2 separate regions of the Homo sapiens genome follow, and region 2 is linked to region 1. Evidence: read pairs that join two places in POLR2A ChIA-PET (ENCODE). Cell type or tissue: Caco-2. All regions are shown on one strand.

What was found. Peaks named below come from ENCODE experiments on the same cell type or tissue, not always from the same donor. Only the 100,000 strongest peaks of a DNase experiment are listed, where the experiment ranks them.
Region 2: POLR2A ChIA-PET joins it to region 1 with 13 read pairs; 2 of 35 experiments call an interaction of 5 or more read pairs at or near these places.

Annotation. Positions count from the first base shown.
Region 1 is chr10:30,181,992-30,184,491 of GRCh38, reverse strand. No RefSeq gene overlaps it. Among named protein-coding and RNA genes, the nearest start is that of JCAD, 120 kb to the right of the region's middle. In Caco-2, no CTCF peak of the experiment used is centred here; a DNase peak (open chromatin) is centred at 1,521.
Region 2 is chr10:29,871,732-29,874,231 of GRCh38, reverse strand. No RefSeq gene overlaps it. Among named protein-coding and RNA genes, the nearest start is that of JCAD, 190 kb to the left of the region's middle. In Caco-2, no CTCF peak of the experiment used is centred here; no DNase peak of the experiment used is centred here.

The DNA.
Region 1 (2,500 bases):
CCTGCACTCTGGGTTCTGATGCAGTGAGGTGCCTGCAGGTGTGTGCAGCATGGTGCTTAGGGAACTGAGGGAAGGAGTTTCCTCATCCTTTCCCCCTCAGACTCTTTCTTGCTGGTTTTGTCCTTCCTTTCTTCCTCCTGCCTTCCTTGCTTCCTTCCTTTCTCTCTCTTTCTTTCATTTTTGAGATGGGGGAATCTTGCTATGTTGCCCAGGCTAGTCTTGAACTCCTGGCCTCAAGCAATACTCCCACCTCAGCCTCCCAAGTAGTTGGTATGACAGGCTTGAGCCACCATGCCTGGCTTCACTCGCTGTCTTTTCCCAACAGGTAAAAATGACCATGTGTTCACGTTGTTGTGAGGATCCATGAGAGAAGTTATGTATTATGTTGGTGCAATTACTTTTGCACCATTTTAACAGAAGCAGGTTGAGAATAGTTAAGCCCTAGACACATGGAAATGCCAGCTGATGGAAAGTGCAGGATTTGGAAATGAGGGGGTCCCAAGCCAGACCCATCTATGAGGAATCCAGATTTGGAAACCAGCTACCTATCAACAGACGCTGTTCCCTGAAAAGCATTGACTTGAAATTGGTGGTCTCTGGGAGGAGGGAGGACACATTCTTCCCTGCTCATCTGCTCTCCCTCACCGCACAGAGGCTGGGACTCAGGTGTGGATCCCTGAGCACAGCTGGGAAGCCCAGCACATCTCTCTCTCCTGCATGGTCCCATACCAGTACTCGGCATTCTCATTTTCAGCCCTTTTTGCTCCCATGAAGAGGAGAGTCTGATGAATGAATTTCCCCAATGATGCCAATTACTGATAAAGCATAAAGTATTATTCTCTTTGAGATGATGGTGTCTGAAGAGGGAAGAAGAGAATGGCCTTTACGTGTAGAATTTCAGGCATGGGCGACCGGAGGGAAAGTGGGCTTTTGATACACACACACACACACACGCACACACACACACATGCACCATGCCCCAGTCCTGCAATCACACATAGGATGCATGCATATATCACTCTCTAGAATGGGCAGCGCTGGCTGGCTCTTCTCTCAGGAGGAGAAAATACCAAGGGCATTGTGGAAACTCCTCTTTCTCCCCATCCTCACTAAGTTTGATGCAGCTTTGATGCTTCCTTTTCTTGCTCGCTAAACTGCAGACTTGTTGAGGCTCCTGTCTTCACACTGCAACTCCTCAGCACATGGGGTACACAGGGCGAGGGAGAGTGAAGGATGGCAAATTCCTCCAGGAAGGCTGGTGTGAGTCTGGCTCTGAGGCCTAGCCCTCCCTGGCACCGGCGGACCCGGGCTGGCCAGGTCCTGCTAGTGCAGATGGCATTCCCAGCCTTTGTGCTCGTATCTCCTCTGTCGCGGGCTAGGTGTTCCTCGGGTGATGGAGCCCACCTCCCCAGCACCATAGCCCTGAAAGCCACATTCTGAGTCAGAGAGAAACCAGGCTGGCAGCAGATTCCACAGCCGCGGCTGTAGGACTGTTCTGTTTGCTCTATTAAGGGACTCTCCTCTTAACTGCCGGGTGAGTCAGAACATTCCATTTCTTCTTCCCTCTCCTGTCTGTCCAGCCCGGCCAGAATTCCTGTCTGAATTCTTCTTCATTAATAGTGATGTGCTCTCCACCCGGAAGTTCCTAAGAGCTCATTTCAGTGGATAATGATTGTTTTTGCAGGAGGGACCCCGATGGTTTTTCCATTTCTGTTTCCATAATATGTACCGAAACCCACACTTCATTGAAAGCAGATGGTGAAAGCGGCCCTCGACATGCGAGGAGACGCCAGGCTACGACGCCTCTGATTTGTCTGCCTTCTGGGCAGCCCTGGCACCGATGGGGGCCAGGACACTGGAGCCCTGGGACTCTGGACATGAGAGCAGGAAGCTGGATAATGGAAAACAAACGGCGGGCCTGGGACGGGAAGATCAAAAGGGAAGGGAAGAAAAAAGCCAATGGAAGAGATGACATCGGGACTCTCCAAGCCTCTCATTCCCGTGTCCTGAGTCTTACAGTGTCAAATTCTTGGGAAAGTAGTGTGCATCAGGCAGCCGCCCCTCCAGAGGAAATTGGTACTAAAGCCTCAGCTCCAGAGACCTGGGCCTGACCCTCAGCTTCGTCTGCCTCTGTGTAATGTAATGAAAAGCATATTCTCCAACACATCTTTCCCAAGCACATAAGCCCGATTGCTCTGTCTCCAAAAAAGGCAAAGAGGAGGCTTGCTGATTTCCCAACAAAAAACCGTCACCACCGAAGCCTGCTGTGGGAAGCAGGCTTTCCACAATTCTGCGTTGTATAGAGGTCCCAGGCACTGGCCCTATTAAGTCCCTTAACCCTAAGCTTCCAGAATGCAGACCTGGACTCTACTCGCTCAGCATATTCCTCGGTGACTGTTGCTCATCCGAAGCCACTGTCCCTGTAGCTCTGCTGGGCGCGCTGGATGGAGGGGGCAGACACCCAGCTCTCCTGGGCAGTGGAGAAACCTGCACAGCCTCA
Region 2 (2,500 bases), 310 kb after region 1:
GCAAGTAACTTTCTTAAAAAAAAAAAGAGAGAGAGATTTCATAGTATCTCTCTGTTGTAAGAATTTTGAGTTTGTTCATATAAAGTGCTTAGCAGAGAAGCAGACATGACAAATGCTCAATGAATGTGAGCTCTTATCATCTGCATTGTGGTCATTGGTGGCATCATTACACCCAACAAGCACTCACCTCAACCCACACAGCCAAGTGTGAAAGAAATGTCACATATTTATTCTAAAACTGCATTCATTGTCTGTTTTGAGCCCCCCATTTGGAGGCATATTTATCCCAAGCAATTCAGAGTCACTTCCTTTCCTTGAGTGGGGGAGAGTTGGCTTCTGTAAGCCAAGGTGGTGGGGACGAGGAGAGTGGGCAGGTCTGGTCCTGGGGACATTGTCAGTCCATGTCAGCATCCTCTAAGAGCTGAATGCAGCCTCAGGCCTCAGTCTGCACAGATAGCTACCACTCTCCAGGGTTCCTCAGCCAAGCTCTCTCTCCCCTGCTTTCAGAGCCAGCTTGGGTTATGGCCATGGGACCCCTGAGAGGCTGGATAAACCCTGATGCGACTCAGGGCCTGAGCAGCCATTTCTGTCCGGGGATCTTGTTACCGCCCAGAGCTGGGCCGAGGAGTGGGAGACCCAGGATTCCTCTGTTGATTGATTTCCCCAGAACTTTTTTCCCCCTACCGGAGGCTTTGGCCCAGAGAGAGCAACACATGGGACCTCCCTTGGTTGAATCCTCAAAATCTATGAATACTCCTGACTTCTTTTCTGGCTGTCTATCCACTGTCAATTACAAGGACAGATGAGGGACTAAATGTTTGGTTAGTTCACAACATTATCCCACTGCACCCTGAATAAGTTACTCTTCCACTTCAGCCCCCGATGGAAGGCTCCTATTGGGCATGGTGGTCTTGCTGCTTCTCTCAAATAACTTCCTTCTGCCCGCACAGAAAAGCTGCAAGAGCTCCTCAAAAGAGCCCGTGGCTGTCATCTGTGTCCTTCTGCAAGGGCCCGCACAAAGGTTTGTGAAGCCAGCCATTTACCTTCGAGAGAGGGAATTTTGAGAGGCTTTCACGGGCAAACAAGCAAAGCATTCCACTCCCATCAAGTCTCACAACTAGGGTAACTTAGGGCTCAAAACATAGCTTAGTTTCATCCTATTAATATGTCTAAATAGCTTACAGAAAATACGGGTAGGAAAATAAGACGAAGCAGGAAGAGTTTACTCCACGTGCCAGGGATCCATACTTGCTACAAGACAACCCCAAAGGGGACCCACCTTTCTAATAGCCCAGGCAAAGGAAGTCACATCTCTCCCCAGCAGGGAGAGAAATTCCCACCATGGGTCTCAGGAGGGGGACACTGTGTAAGGCAGTGAATGAAATTTCAACCGTGTCCTTCCAGGAACAGATACAGTGAACTTCCCACATATAACACCCTGGGGGGAGTTGGACAGTTGGGGGAGGGGGTGAAAAAACCACCCTGGGTACAGACTGAGAGCATCTTGACAAAGGGAATTCATGTAAAAATCATTCCACAAGGGTCGGTATTGTCAACCCTGGCACACATCTCGCTGCTACTTAAATACATAATAAATAATCTAAATACACCTAAAAGAAAGTTTAGTAGATAGAGAAGAGAATAGACTACCTATTATTAGGGCAGTTCTTCCCAGATTGTTCCTTTCCAGTATCCAGTGAGTTCAGGTCAGAGTGACCAACTGTCCCATTTGCCCGGGACTGAAGACCTTCCCAGAATGTGGAATTTTCAGAGTTAAAGCCAGGATAGTCCCAGGGACACCAGGATGGTTGTTCACCCTAATTCAGGATGACAATGCATGGTACCTGGATCATAGCTCTTCTGTGTTGCTGGGTTTTTGTTTGTTTTGTTTGTTTGTTTGTTTGTTTGTTTGTTTGTTTTTAAGAGACTGGTGTTACTCTGTAGCCCAGGCTGGAGTGCAGTGGTACAATCACAGCTCACTGCAGCCTCCAATTCCTGGGCTCAAGTGTTCCTCCCACCTCAGCCTCCTGAGTTGCTGGGACCACACCCAGTACAGAAGGAGTCTTGCTATATTTCCCAGGCTGGTCTTGAACTCCTGGCTTCAAGTGGTCCTCCCGCCTCCTCCTGAAGTGCTGGGATTACAGGGGTAAATCACCCTGGCCAGCCCTGTGTTGCTGACTTTAAAAGTCGGACAAACCGAGGTAGGGAGGAACCCAAGAGGAAGTAGAGAGCTGCCAGATCTGTGCAGGGAAGGGGACTGAGAGAGTATGTGGCAGGGCCTGGATTCTCCTCCCGAAGTCTTCTCTCCTATAATGCACAGGTCAAGGCCCACAATATGCCTGGCCTGGTGCTTTGTCTGTTCCAGGTGCTCAGTCAATGCGAGGGTTCAAGTTGAATGGAAGTGACTTAGGGGAAAGCGTTCCTCAGCCTGTCCCAGCTCCTTTTGCTTCATCTTACCTTGAATCTTCAGCTTCTGTTCAGGGCTGAGCTGTGTGTCCTG